Regions from separate parts of the Homo sapiens genome. Here region 2 is linked to region 1. The links are chromatin loops, found by intact Hi-C in ENCODE. Cell type or tissue: IMR-90. All regions are shown on one strand. Region 1 holds the start of MIR3671 (microRNA 3671). Region 2 overlaps PDE4B (phosphodiesterase 4B).

The links. Hi-C counts contacts between places; a loop is a spot of excess contacts. Peaks named below come from ENCODE experiments on the same cell type or tissue, not always from the same donor. Only the 100,000 strongest peaks of a DNase experiment are listed, where the experiment ranks them.
Region 2: a loop joins it to region 1, with 3 times the contacts of the local background. A loop is called at or near these places in 3 of 110 quality-filtered maps.

The regions. Positions count from the first base shown.
Region 1 is chr1:65,056,406-65,064,405 of GRCh38, forward strand. MIR3671 (microRNA 3671) reads right to left here and starts at 1,437; the gene lies at 1,350-1,437. It overlaps MIR101-1 (microRNA 101-1), which reads right to left and starts at 2,103; the gene lies at 2,029-2,103. It also overlaps a transcript of JAK1 not described here. In IMR-90, a CTCF peak has its summit at 3,697 (motif pointing right); a DNase peak (open chromatin) is centred at 3,746.
Region 2 is chr1:65,945,136-65,953,135 of GRCh38, forward strand. All of the region lies in intron 3 of PDE4B (phosphodiesterase 4B), which reads left to right. Among named protein-coding and RNA genes, the nearest start is that of PDE4B-AS1, 100 kb to the right of the region's middle. In IMR-90, a CTCF peak has its summit at 3,977; DNase peaks (open chromatin) are centred at 3,946 and 7,756.

The DNA.
Region 1 (8,000 bases):
CTAAAGGGAACTGCAATCACCAGCAAAGGAACACAGTGACCATCAATGTCTGAGGACTGGCACAATGAAGGATAAGAAAGAACCTCTCTGTACGAGGCCTACTCCCTTTCAGTTCCCTTTCTTCCCCATTGTGTCCCAGTGGAGGACCTGATAATACACCTGACCCATATCTAAGACATGCAGTTGGCAGGGCTGATAGTAGGTAAGGTTCACAGTATGTTAAAAAGTCACACGAGGCCGGGTGCAGTGGCTCAATGCCTGTAATCTCAGCACTTTGGGAGGCTGAGGGTAGGAGAATCACTTGAGGACAGGAGTTTGAAACCAGTTTGGGCAACATGGTGAAACACCATCTCTACCAAAAATACAAAATTACATGGGCATGGTGGTGCACACCTGTAATCCCAGCTACTCGGCAGGCTGAGGCATAAGGATCACTTGACCCCGGGAGGCAGAGGTTGCAGTGAACCAAGACTGAGCTACTGCACTCCAGCCTGACCGCAGACTGAGACTCTTTCTTTAAAAAAAAAAAAAAAAAAAAAAGTCACAAATGGTTTTTCTCTCCCTGGCCCCTCTTCTCTCTGTGGTAGGTAGGTTCAAATTACAGCCTAACCTCAGCCATCTCTGTTCTCTTTGCTCAAGCATATGGGTCACTGCTTTGGGTTCCTACACCAGTCAGACATCCACAGGCTCCCAGATACAGACATGAGCCTAGGATGAGGTAATATACCCGATTAGGCTCTGAGCCTAAAACACGTTCCATGAAATTACCTGAGCCTTCCTTGCACAGTACTGTGATCTAAGATCTAACACATAATCAAGTCATGCACTTTGTTTCTTATTTGCTATTGTTACATGTGTACAGTGTCCTTAGGAGTCTACAGGGAAGAGGGATAATTGGCAGAGATTGGCATTGGCAGAATCCTGGGTTCTCCAATAACCACCTTTCACCCCCAGCAGTACTCTCTAGAGTAAGATGGAGGTTGAAGATGTGTGCTGTTAAATTTCCTAATCCTGGCTGGGTATAGTGGCTCATGCCTGTAATCCCAGCACTTTGGGAGGCTGAGGTGGGAGAATCAATTAAGCTCAGGAGGTCAAGACCAGCCTTGGCAACATAGTGAACTCCTGTCTCTACTAAAAATTTGCAGGTGGGTGGCCTGAGCCTGTAGTCTCAGACTCGGGAGGTTGAGGTGGGAGGATTGCTTGAGCCTGGGAGATCAAGGTTGAAGTAAGCTATGATCATGCCACTGCACTCCCGTGTGGGCAACAAAAAAAAAATTTCCTAGTCTTTCATGCACGTGATGCTGGCTTGGTGTTTACAGCTTCGTATTCCTGAAATCGATATGTGCCAGATATCACTGCAGACTAGTCCTTATTTGATAGAAATAAAATAATTTACATTTTATTTTCATGTAAATGTGACAGCAGCAGCAATAACATAGGCATTCAGTAAATATTCTTTTGAATTAGGCCAGATCCTAAATATCCTGAAAGAAACATGACATGTCACTATCTACTCCTTCAAGACAAAGATATACTTTTTTTCTTTCTTCACTTCAGTAAGCTGGTCTACAATGATGGACTTTTATTTATGCAACAATTTCAATACTGTTCAACATATTGGGCTTTTTTTTTCTCCCTGTAAGTAGAATCTGATTTTGAAATCTAGTAGTGTACTGACAAGTGCCAAGCTGTTCTAATTAGGTTACCTTTCACATTTATAAAAATGGTACGAAGTTCTCTGAATACCATTCCAGAAATACTAATTCATACTTACCTATTTTCAGTCTCCTAAAGGTTCCAAAGATCTTAATATATGTTCACTCAGCACAACATGGCTGCACCAACAACTACCCCATGTTACAAAACAAGGCAAAGAGAAGCAGAATAACTCTCCCTATGCCCCGGGAGAAGTATGACAGAGGTGCAGGGTAAGAGGGTTTCTGGGTCCCAGCCACCTGTTTCACATTCCTCTTTCACCTTCTTTCTTCCTGGGTACGGTGAGGCTCCTCTGATGGAAGGTAAGATGGCTGCCATCCTTCAGTTATCACAGTACTGTACCTTTAGAATAGACAGCATCAGCACTGTGATAACTGAGCCAGGGCAGCCTGTCAGTCACTGTGTCGGTCAACGGCATCCTTTCTGGTGGCTGCATTACTCTCTCTGAAGGCTCCCCATGAAGTGAAGGACTAAAAGATCACCTTCTGGTTGGAGACGTGAGGAGGCAGAAGAAAAAGAAGGATCAGAGCCCAGCAAGTGGTGAGGCTGAAATATTAAAAGGCCCAGTTGAATTAAATTAGAATGAAAGATGAACACATGACTTATCCATATTAATGAGGATGAACAACTGCATGATTAGGTTTTCACTCTAATACATCAAATATGCAGTAAGCTTCCAGCATATTTCACAGCTTATCTCTTCCATGCATGGATTCACTGACTGTGCCTCCCTGACCTCAATCATTGATTTTTCATATATATACCGAGGAACTACTACGTTCTAAAGCCCTCTTCTAGATGTTCAGGAAATAAAGATAACTAAGACATGATTCCTGTCTTCAAAGTGCTCATAACCAAACATGACAATAATACTTCATATCTGCCAAACATTCAAAACTGCTCTATATGTTTTCTCATTTGGTTTTCACAAGACGCTATGGGGCTGGCAATGAATTATTCATTAATTCATCAAAAAAGGATTCTGGAAATAGATTAGATATTATTACCCCATTTTATAGGCAGAAAAAAAAAAAAAAAACTTAGGTGATTTGCCAGAGATCATATATTGCTAAGTTATGGCGAACCCATGTCCAGAACCATGTCAAATGAGTGAACACAGTGCTTTGTTTTCTCTACCCTACCCTAGCTGTCCAACTCCATCAACTGGATATTCAGTTTACACAAACAAAAGGATTTCTAAAAACATTTACTTTTTGTTTTAGTTTTCTCAGTAACTGAGATCATGAAGCAGAAGCTAGTGGGGCTTTATAATTAAGAAGAAAAATGCACATTAGCAAAAATGACTTTCATTCCTCTTGCTCTGAGTGCTAAGAATGTACTCAAATTAGTAACATTGATATTTTTCACTATAGTTTATGTCAATTCTATACCTATGGTGATACTGACAACCTTCAGAATACCTTTTTAAAAAGTAATAATAACATATACACATCACTTGCTTTTAAATTATCTGTACCTTTGAGACGTACTCTGAAGTCATTTTAGGGATGATTCTTCCTTTTAATAAAAAGTACAAAAGATTCTGAAATTGGAATTCAGGCATCAGAATATCAACTTATTAAAACCATGATTCACTTGGGTTTTTTCCATGTCATAAGGTTTCAAGTTATTTCAATATGAGTGGAACTTGACAGATATTTGAAAAATAATTATGTTTTCATTAGGCATTTGCTCAATTTCAAAGACTCATTATATGCATATTAGATATTAGCACTGTACTTCAAATAAGTCAGGTAGATGAATCAATTCTTTAGATCAGCAGAAGTCAGAAAATAAAAGTACAGTGAATCTAACTCAACTATTAACTTTACGTACTATGAAAATGACCTTATCTTCAGAAAAGCAACATCCAATGAAACAATCCACCTACACACAAATTAAAAACAACATTGCCTAAAATGCAAAAATATCTAAAAATTAAGGAGGTCATCATCTAGGTCTTAGCCAACTGTAATACAGAGTTGAAACACGAGAGGGCAACGAAGATTAAAGAAAAAAAAAAAATCACAGTTGGATCCCATAACCTAAGGTTCTTGGAAATAGTTGCACATTTTTACCCGAATTATAAACATCTGCTACGTGAACAAAGATACTGTGATTATTTTAGAGTAAAATTTTAGATAGCTGTTCCACGAAAAAGGATAAGATTATCAACTAATATTTCTTGACCACAATTCTGTCAGCTTTGGAAAACTGAATACTTACCCTGAAACACTGAAGGTTGGGTAAGTATGGAGACAAATAAATAATCCTGACATATTTGTAGTTATTAGACTGTTCTTCACCAAAATATTAGTGTGATTCAATGTCTAAATATGAAGTATAAAGACGAAGGAAGTGTACTGCAAAGTTGAAATTCACTCTACTAGCCATCACCAAAACCCATGCAACAACTAAACATTTTTGGTAAAGTAAAAGATACTTCCTTTTTCTCCTTATTTTTCTCTCATTTCATTTTTTTACCTAAATTAGAAAAAAAAAGAAGCCAAGCATCCCTAATAACAAGCAGCAAATTGTCATTATTCTGTGAATGGTTACTTAAATTAATATTCTCTCAGATTCTAAAGCAGTTTCAAGGAAGAAAAATATGGGTTTTCAAAATGGTATTTTTAAAATAAATGTTTCAAAAATGTGTCTTGCTTTTTCTTGAAAATGTTTATAAACGTGCATTTTTGAAAATTTAAATCCATCAGAAATATTTCTTCTTCAACATGTTTCGTCTAAGAACTGAACTGTCTAAATTTATAAACAAGTGACTACAGGTACTCATGCTACAGTAAGAAAAAATAACTGCATACTAAGGAAGAGAGAAAACAGTGATGTAAAATGCTTTCTTCCAGGACCCAAACTGATTTTAAACTACTTCTTCTATGTTAAAAATGATACAACTAGGAACAATTTCTTCATAACGCATATACCAAATATTATCTACAAAACCAGGCACTTATAGAAAACTGGCACACCAAAGAACTTTTAAAATAACGTGGAGTACAAGGCCAGGCATGGTGGCTCACACCTGTAATCTCAGCGCCTTAGGAGGCTGAGGCAGGAGGATTGCTGGAATCCAGGAGTTCAAGACCAGCCTGGGCAACATAGTGGAAGCCTGTCTCTACAAAAAATAGTATGAGCAGGGCCAGTAGTCCCAGCTACTTTGGAGGCTGAGGTGGGAGGATTGCTTGAACATGAAAGGCTGAGGCTGCCATGACTGCACCACTACACTCCAGCCTGGGTGACAAAGACCTTTTCTCAAGCGATCAATCAATGTGGAGTACAAATAAAAGCACAAAAAACATGCTACATCCCTCATATTTATAAACTAAGATGAAAATATTGTTTTAAACCTTTGAATATCTGATTATATATTAAATAACTGAAGGCACCGTAAGTTGTTGGCCAAGCAGAATATTTGAAAATACTTTTAAACTATAGTTTAGTGTATTTAAATCCACTGGTCTTTTAACTAGTGTGATTTGTTTTCCAATTTGAAAATTATCATCTAATTCAGTGATACTATATAAAATGGCCAAATTTGACCACACTGAGATGTTATAAACTGTCAGCAAAAGTTGCTCAAATGTCCAATACTGCTTTGTCACAAGTACACAGAATGTATACTTGCATTTTATTGCAAAACTTTGCTATACTGAGTTTTTAAAAACTAATTTGTGCCAAAGATTGATGAGGTGGCAGGTTACAGAATTTTTTTCTCTTTTATGGAAAAAGAAATAGGCAGAAAGGCAAGAAAATGTCAAGGACCACCGCCCTATACAAAGTTAGCCCCAATTCTCAAAGAGAAGCATTAACTGAGAGTGATTAGAGAAGAGGTGTCATCATTTTACTGACTTTGAGCACTGGCCCTAATTAATCTCATGCTATGTAACTTTATAAGGTCCATGTGGACGAAAAAAAAACCCTATGGACACGGTAACAAAGAGAAGACTGAGCTTTCTTCCTCATGTTGACCAAGAGTTTAGTCCAAAAAGGCTCCAGGAGACTAAAAATTTATAAATACATGACTGGCCCATATATTACATTATATGGGCCTCTCCCCTTCAAACATGTACTCAGCACAAATATTTTTAGTCCAACTGTATACTCCACAGTTAATTTACTTTCTGATTTTGCTCTACATCACATTTCACCACTCTCACCCCCCGGATTTTAGATTTTATGGTTTGCTCACAAGTCAGTTTTATATGCCAGCTAACTTCGGAATGATCCACCCCTGGCTAAACATCTCTAAAAACCCTGATGGTCTCCAATTAATCTATGATTGCCTTATTACTACAGCACTGCCATTTGAAAATGCTGGGTCTCAGATTTTCAAATTCCCTTAATGGACAGCTAAAGGAGCCAATACCAAAGACTTGCAATGACCTCCAATTCTACAGCCTTGGGCTGTTCCAGGAACACAATTACACTCCACTTCCCTGCAGGTTCCACCCTTCTCGAAGCTTCTATTCCTACATCTGTAAAATGAACACATTTCTACTAACTAGTAACACATGCCACAGTGGCACTGCACTCATTAAGTGCTGTGTTGTATACTGCAATTTAATTTGGTGCTGTTTATATCTTATTTCCTCAAGTCAACAGGACTCTTTCTAAAAAAGTCAGAAACTGTTTTACTCATGTCCCTTCACAACACTTAGTGGTCATTTCCACAAAATGCTAGCTCAACAGATACTTGATTGATTGATTAATTGATGAACCTCTCCATTTCTCAGGGAGCCTCTAAACAGTTATCAACAAGAGTATGTTTAATTCCAGTCTCTGTCTATATGGTCTTAGGTGAGGTGTTTGGCAGTTTGTCATCTATAAAATAAAGGGATAGCACCGAATAGCTCCTAAGTTCCTTCCAGTGCAATTTCTGAATCTCATTAGACAAAACAAAACCCAAAGACAGCACTACCTCTATTCACGTTAGCATTGTACTTTTTTTGGAGGAAAGGAGTCAGCAGCCTTGTGGGCCCAAATGCCACGAGTGGAGCCGTGATTTGGTGGGGAGGGGGACAGAAAGTAGATGAAGCAAAGAAAAAATAAATGGAAGTGAGTGACAGATGAGTAGAATCACTAAAATGCCACCAGGTGTCACAATTGTTACTTTGCCACACATTGTTTTCCGGTACCTTTTGCTATGTTCAGGATCCTTTTACAAAAGCAGCAATAGCCGGGTATGTGGGTATCCCAATTTTCCCATGACACCCCTGCTAGCCGTTCTAGAACCCTGGACTTTTACACTAATCTCCCTAATATAACAGTAATAATGTAATACTTGGGGTCCCCAATCATCACATGGAACACAGCAGTGGAAAATAGAAACACAAACATGAAATAACAATATTTCATACAGTCACCACTTTTGAAATTAATCCATGGGGCTAGGCACAGTGGCTCATGCCTGTAATCCCAGCAGTTTGGGAGGCCAAGGCGGATGGATCACCCGAGCTTAGGAGTTCAAGACCAGCCTGGCCAACGTGGGGAAACCCCATCTCTACTAAAAATACAAAAAATCTGCCGGGCGTGGTGGCACACACCTGTAGTCCCAGCTACTCTGGAGGCTGAGACAAGAGGATCGCTTGAACCTGGGAGGTGGAGGTTGCAGTGAGCCAAGATCGCGTCACTGCACTCCAGCCTGGAAGACAGAGAGAGACTCTATCTCAAAAAAAAAAAAAAAAAAAGAAAGAAAAAAAGAAAAGAAATTAATTCATAGATGAAAAGGAGTAATGCAGGCCTGAGCTGTCCAATGAAGTATATAATGCAAGCTACACATGTAATTTTTAATTCTCTAGTAGCCACACTAATAAACAGGTGGAATTAATAGCATATTCATTTAACCCAATATATCTAAAATATTATCATCTGAACATGGAATCAACATAAAATTAATGGGCTATTCTACTTTTTTTGCATTCTTTGAAATCTGAAGATTACTTTGCACTTACATATCCCAATTCTAAATTTTCATCAAAATACTTAATTTGCGTTTGGATTTCAAAACACTTAGTTTCAAAAGTAGATGCGTAAGCTCAAGTATGTTTCCAAATATAAATAAGCTTTCCAATAACTAAATCAAGTTATCAAAGTCTAAAATTAAATAAAATTTAAAATTGAGCTCTTCCTCACCCTAGCCATATTTCAGGTGGTTAATAGCCACGTGGCTAGTGGCTACCATATTAGGGCAGGTATCCTGTCTCTGTCACCTGGATTCTTTTAAACCCGAACCAGAGTAAAAGATGTTACCCCATCAACCAGAAAGTCAT
Region 2 (8,000 bases), 890 kb after region 1:
TATTGGTTTAAAGTGTATTCCTCATCCTAAAGTATAGGGTTCCATGCTATAGAGTGTCATTTTCCCACTAGCACCTCAGTGGCAAATTTGAGTCCATTACATATTTTTCTATTGCTGGCAGCTTCTGGATGGTGTGGTGGTCATAGGATTAGTGCACTCCCTGGCTATTTCCTCTACATCACACATCCTTTGCTGTAAAGTGATCTCTTGGCCTGAGTAAATATTTTGTAGATTCCAATTTGGTTGTCATATGCTTTGAGTTTTTGGATAGTGAACTGGCTGAGACACTGTAGGCAGGAAAGGCAAACCCAGACCAAGAATACACGTTAATTCCGGCTACAGTAAACATAACCTTTCCCTGGGTGAAAGGGTCCTTATGGAATCAACTTGCCACCGAATGGCAGGTTGGTCTCCTTGAGAGATGGTCTCAACTTTGCTTTCTGTTGCAAGGAGGTCCAACATTCATCAACAGCAGTTACTAAATCAGCTTTGAAGAGATGGAGCCTATGCCGTTAGGTCCATTCATAGACTCTGTCTCTATCACTGTGGCTACACTGTATGTAAGACCACTTTCTAGGCATTAAGGTGGTCAAGTATAGAGATTTGCTGACATATCTGGCCCAGTCATCCTTGGGGTTCTGTAGGATTCTTCTGCAGTGGATTCTGTCTGGTAGGCACAAATGTACAATAGAACAATCCCTGCACTTTGTGCCCACTCTCATAGGTTCATCCATATGCCTCTTACCCAGACCTTTTCATACCTGGTCTTCCAATCTTGTTTATTTCAAGGCTGTAACCAGTCAGCTAGGTAAGTCATTAGTCCTTATATCCCAGTTTTATGCCACTTTTCTTCTTTCCCTAACTACTGTTTTTCAGTGCTACTCTGTGGTACAACAGCAATTCATTTTCATCTTACACCCACACACTGAGTTGATCCATCCATGTACTAATCTTGGGCTTTTTCTCCCTCATCAACAGGTCACAGGAAACCCTTCATGAATTCATAGGTGTGAAATAGGGGAGAAGCATTATAACAGTGACAGAAAGCATGCGGGTTTGTGACATATGTTTGTGTATCTTTCTTATACCTTCTTACACCTGCTCAAGTTTGACCCTGGGCACATCCTATCCATGTTATGGTTGATTGCTGCTGGGGTCACCTGATTTTATGATTTGTTGGATCTATTGGTATCTGTGGTGTGCTAGTAAATGATTACTTCTGAAAAATACTGCCTTGGCTTGTAGCATTTGGTGGCTTCTATGGCATAAATATGTCTACTATGGCTGATTTCAAGTGCCAAACTGATGTCAGAATGTGGAGTTAGGAAGAGATGTGATGGTATGAACTGTCTCTAGCACATCACTATCTTCAGCTGGTGAGAGCAGTTCTGGTCACGTGGTCACTTGATGTCATTTGAGTTTCCATGGTTTGTTACTCATTTTCTACTGGGGCCCAATGGTATGCCAGGAATTGTTTATCAATAGTTCATAGTCCTGTACTGTAGATGTCATAGCCTTGCCCTGGAACCCTAGAAGTGTGCACTGTATAAAACACATTTTGCTACTACAATTAATTCCAGTACTATAGGTGATGTGGTGCAAGCAAGAGTCCTGGACCTTATGCAGACCCATTTGTTGCCTGGGGCTCCTCTCAAAAGTTACACCTCTTTGCATCGTTTGGCAAATAGATCATAACAGTAGTCTCAAGTGTATTATATGTTGCACCTCAACATCAAAGAGGTCTGCTGAACATTGTGATTCTCTTTCAAAGCTAGGAGGCAAGATAGTAATTTGCCCTTTACTTTGGAATACATATCCCAGGATGCTCAGAACACTCGGACCCTAAGATGTTTACCTATGGGGCAGCCTCTTGAATCTTCCTCTAGAACACACGTTTCTTTCCAAAGCATCCAGAATACTTGCCACTTTTTGCACATCAGGCACGGTTAACATGACATCCTCAATATAGTGGACCAGTGTGATGTTCTGCAGAATGTCCAGATGACTCAAGGCTGTGCTGACAATGTTATGACAAAGAGCAGGAGAATTAACACAGCCCTGGGGCAAGACTGTGGATATACACTATTATCTGTTTATGTGAATGAGAACTTCTTCCGATCCTTCTTTCTGATAAAAATGAAAAAGAAAACATTTGCCAGTTCAGTGGCGACATACTTTTGGTGTGCTTGGTGACTCTTGGTTAACAGGTGGTCCACAGTTTTTGCAAGGCCAGGCTCGGCTCGTGTATTAAATAGGACCCCATTAGGGACCACCATTCCTGTCTCCTTGAAGACTTGGAGGGTGGCACTAATTTTTGCCATTTCCTTGAGATGCTGTTATGGGTTGAATTATATCCCCAAAGGATATATTGAAGTCCTATCCCCTGGTATCTATGAATGTGACCTTGTTTAGAAATAGGGTGGATGCAGATATTATTAGTTAAGATGAGGTCATACTGGAATAGGGTGGACCCTTTCCCAGTATGACTGGTATCTTTATCAGAAAAGGGAAATTTAGACACAGCTATAGACACAGAGGGAAGACAGTTATGTAAATCTGGAGGCAGAGATTGGAGTTATGCTGCCACAAGTGATGGATTGCCTGGGGGCTACCAGAAGATGGAAGAGATGAGGAAGAATCCTCCTTCTAAGACTTTGGAGGGAGCATAGACCTGCTGACACCTTATTTTTAGATTTCTAGCCTCCAGAACTGTGAAATAAACTTCTGTTGTTTAAAGCCACTTAGTTTGTGTACTTTGTTATAGCAGCCATAGGAAACTAATACAGATGCAATATATATACTATATATAATATATATGAATACATATACATAAATATATATACTATATATAATATATGCATACATATACATAAATATATATAATCATATATATTTATAAATTCATTATCCTCGTGGAAGTGTCTTACTGGCATATCCAGGATCATTCTCTGGGCCTTTGCTACAACAACAGCTATAACTTTACAATTCAATGAACAAAGGGTTCTGCCAACTGCTAAGTATGCCCATCCCAATTGTACATTTGGAAATTGTGCAAAGGCCCACCCGTACCCATTGTGAGACAGACATGGTTTGGACTCCGGTTGCTAGTTGACTTCCATATACCTCTACTCTTAGCAGGAGGGTAATGTATTAGTCAGGGTTCTCTAGAATCATATATATATTATATATATGAGAGCTTATTATGTATTAACTTACATGATCACAAGGTCCCACAATAGGATGCCTGCAAGCTTGAGGAGCAAGGATAGCCAGTCTGAGTCTCAAAACTGAAGAACTTGGAGTCTGATGTTCAAGGGCAGGAAGTATCCAGCATGGGAGAAAGATAGAGGCTGAGAGGCTAGACCAGTCTCTCCTTTTCACGTTTTTCTGTCTGTTTTATATTCACTGGCAGCTGATTAGATGGTGCCCATCCAATTAAGATTGGGTCAGCCTTTCCCAGCCCACTGACTCAAATGTTAATTCCTTTGGCAACACCCTCACAGACACACCCAGGGTCAATACTTTGTATCCTTCAATCCGATCAAGTTGGACTCAGTATTAACTATCACAGGCAATGATGGTGTTTGGGATCTTTGGCTATCAGCATCAATCTGTATTCACGTGTTTGGAAATATCTGAGTAATTTACGGATTGATCGATGGTGTTGCAACATCTTTCTTGTTTTTCAGTTGATGTGTTTTGGGTCACAGAACTGGCTCAGGCCTAAAAGCTGAGCATGGAAATAAGGCTTTTCACTGAGCATAGCTGACCTCAAACTTCTACTCTGCCGTCACGTATCTCTTTTGAATATTCATATTCAAATACCCTTATTGGCTGCCTATCTATCTTGCCCCTAGGGACAAAATGTTCTATGAGCCCTTTCCATAAATTCTGTGGGTCATGCCTTGCTGACTCATTCTGAACTTGCTGTGGATTATAGCCTTCTGTCCACCGCTCTTCTATTGGGTACATGCTGCCACCTAGCCTCTGCTCTTCTCAGATCCTATCATCTCCATTGCTATTAGGGAACCCACTACCATAACAATATCTCACATCATTATTCCCAGGGGTCCTTCTGACCTTATTGCCTTGGGCATGTCTTATGGGCCTCCCTAAGGAATATGGTCGGTACAGGGTTTTCTGTCTCATAGAACGGACCCATTGCTTGCATGTTGCTTCTGTGAGCCTTTTAAGCCCTTCCTCCATCATTTGCTACAGCAATTCTGGCATCTCTATTTTGTTTACTGTAGGCCTTTCCTTTTCTCAGGCTTTCAAAGTTAATTGTATCAGCTGATTACAGCAATCACTGGGGCTCTTGCCAGGGCATTAAATCCTGTGTCACTGGAAAGTGCCACTATATTGCAAAACACTCCCTAACACAGCTGTATAGCCTATCTTCTCTTGATTTAACCCCCTGAGGAACCACTTCCAGTTCCTGATGGTAACATGTTATCCATGTCTTGATGTTTTTAGGCATATAATTTCTTTTCTGCTTTACCTGTCCCAACACTTTTGATCAGGTTATGCTGAGATTTTACTCTAATTATGAACCAAGAGAGGAAGTGGAGCAAGTCCTGAGAAGGTAAAGAAATGTTATCTAAGATACCTGCCTCACTTGATACCTTTGTATAACTTCAAACGTGTGTGTGTGTGTGTAGCTCTGTCTTCCAATAAGAGATAATTGGTCACATTTTCAGGTGCATAGGACTCAGGATAACCCAAGATTTGAGATTCTTAACTGTGTCGATACAGATATCCCCATCCAAGCATCAGGGCCCCACTCCCTTCAGGGCTCTAAGTTTGTGTAAGAGACCTGCCTAGACTGAGATCCAGCTTTCTCTGATGCACTGCTAACAATTAATTTTGTTTTCTCTTGTTCTTCAACCGTGGCTGCCATCCAGGTGCAGAAGTGGAAGTTTTATTTAAATAGTGCCTAGGAGTTCCTGTTACTCTCACTTTGCTAATTTACTTTGTTGATTAATAGACTTGAACCTGTCATTTTCTCTCTTCAATCACTGGTGCTGAGCAGTAGCCAACCAATTCCACATTCTTATAGTTGTTATTTCTTCATATCTCTAAAACACCCAGAGTATTGTCGCAGCTATTGCACCGCTTCCACCTGTATCCCATCACAGGACAGCATAGGTGAAAGCCAGTAAAATGCACCAGCATTCCAAGGACTATCAACATTCCACCTATCACCAGCAATAGGGTTCTCATTATCATCCAGCTGGAAAATGATCCAACTCCAGGATCCCCATCTTTACAGTCTGTCTCTTAGAAGTGCTTCTTGTATCAGTGGTCATAGATTGGGTTCCATTCAGGTTAGGGATCCTTGTTTAAGTCACTTATTGGGGATGTGCTCAATAGGGGAGTGAGGGAAGCAGAATAGGATGGGGAAAACGCCAAGCAAGAATGTGGTCTCAGGAGGGACTAGCTTCAGTCTGATCCTACAGGACACTGGAGCACAAATTACACAACAGAACTAGTCGTACATAGAGAAAAAGAGGCTGGCCTTGTGTATCCCATGCCAGGAGGTCATTGGCTGAGTCAACCCTGGAGAAGGGAGGGAAAGTGGTGTATCCACCCAGGCAAAGTGGCTTCCATCTGGTTCAGGGCGATTCTCTGGAATAGGGGTGAGCTGTTTGTTGTTATCTCCAAAAGTCACAGCAAATGGGAGATGGTACAACCAGAAAAGGGAATGTGGGCAAACACCAGCCACATTCACCACAATATTACAGAGCTATTAGGAACTATAATGATCAGCATGAAGTTTTTCTGTGTCCTAGGTAAGAAATACATTTCTTTAAACCGTCTGGAAATCTTCTATAGTCTTGGATAAGAAGGTTGTGTTTATCTTTCCTCCTTTTTAGTGGAATTATACTCAATCCCAAATGCCCATTCACTATGTTTAACAAGGGACCGTCACGCAAATAGCATCTCTCTTCCTGGTCTGCTGTCAACTCTTCAAGTCTCCACATCAAAAATGTTATTCCCTACTGAGTTAACTTTACTTTTCTCTCTCCTTACCTTTGTTCTTGCATATAATGGTTGCAGTGAGGGATTATGAGAACATCTCCTTTCAGATACGTTGTCACATTCAGAATTGTGTGATCTAGCATGAGAAAGGCTTAACCTTTTTCCTTTCCATGTGCCAGTGAAAATTTCTTTATACTAATACACGTTATTTCTGAAAAGGGGATGAGAGAAAGGGACAAGAGAAGGGATGATACAAAAGTAATGTAGAAGTGGCCAAGAATAAGATTTGGCTTTCCTATTTTTTTAGTTTGAGTTTGGAAATTTATGCATTCTTTTTGTTTGTTTTTGATCCAGTAAAAAAAGTGTCACCTCTCGTCAGGACTTCAATAGTTCTGAAGGGTCTGGAAGTAAGTCATTGTCTCCTGAGTTGATTTAAGGCAGTTTATGATGAGAGTCATTCTGTTTTTTATTCCCTAAAACTCTGAGCATACTGCTGAGTGAATAGTCTGTGCTCCACAACTACTTGAAAAATGGTGATGCAGGCCAAAGTGTTTTGAAAACTGTAAAAATCCATGCGGAAATGAGGTAATATGATTGCTTTAAATTGACCTCTCCAAAGGCTCTTTCACCTTTTACCTGTTTTACCTGTTTTACCCCATATATAGATCCCAATGTTCTTCCTCCTACTTGATGCAGAATGCCTGTTTCATTTTCTCCTTTTTAGCCATAAAAATTCCAAGTATAATTCTAGGGCTTGGTTTGAATCCCACTGTGAGGAAACAAATCCCGATACTCTAAGGTTTGGCAATGGAGGATGAATATCCCTTTAGGGAAAACGATGGCTGAAACCTGTGGGTTTCACTCGTGTCTACTGAGATTCTCCTAAGGGACCTTCTTTTCTTAGGACAGTGTTTTCAAAGTGTAGTCCGCACGTCAGAATATTAGCATTACTAGAGAACTTGTTAAAAATGAAAATGATTAGCTCTACCCCAGACCTATTAAATTTTGAACCCTGATTGTAGGACCCTGCAGTTCATGTTTCAGTAAGCCTTCCAGGTGATTGTGAGGCCCGCTAAAGTTTGAGAACCATTGTCCTAGGGAATCACTTACTGATCACTTTTGATACCACCCCATTAGCTTCAGGAAGTCCTCCTCAACTTAGCACTTTACACCAAATTAACCCTTAATTGTTGTGGCACAGTCAAAACATTTAAACTAGCTTTCCTACCTAATGCCTTCTCCATCATAAAAAGAAAGTGAATTCCTAACATTAATGTATAATTAGGCCAGGCGCGATGGCTCATGCCTGTAATCCCAGCACTTTGGGAGGCTGAGGTGGGTGGATCACCTGAGGTCAGGAGTTTGAGATCAGCGTGGTCAACATGCTGAATCCCCATCTCTACTGAAAAAATACAAAAATTAGCCAGGCATGGTGGTGTGTGCCTGTAATCCCAGCTGCTCTGGTGGCTGAGGAGGGAAAATTGCTTGAACCCAGAGATGGAGGTTTCAGTGAGCCAAGATCATGCCATTGCACTCCAACCTGGGTCACAAGAGCAAAACTTGGTCTCAAAAAAATAAAAATATAAAAATAAAAATAAACCCACCAGTTTTATAGTCAGGCAAACTACACTTTGACTCCTGCTTTTCACTCAACCACGTTGATAGGAAGGCTCTGCATCTGTTAAATGATGGTAATAGTAATATCTACCTTTTAAGACTATGGTGGAAATTAAGTGAGTTGGTGAATGGAAAGCACTTAGCAAAACGTCTGACTCATAGGTGGTTTTCAGTAAATGATAACAAATCATAATTTAGCTTAGTCATCATCATTTCATAGCCCCCTATCTGCAGTGGGTCTCAGAGACTAGCTCTCAGGCCACCTCCACCGGGCATGGAACATTTTTTACCTTTGGAATTTAGAGGCAACCCTAAGCATGTCTTGGGCCCTTAGGGTGTAAGCCAAGAGAGAAGCAGGAATTCTCTTCTGTGTCTAACTTCCACTGTCCAAATTCTAACTTCCA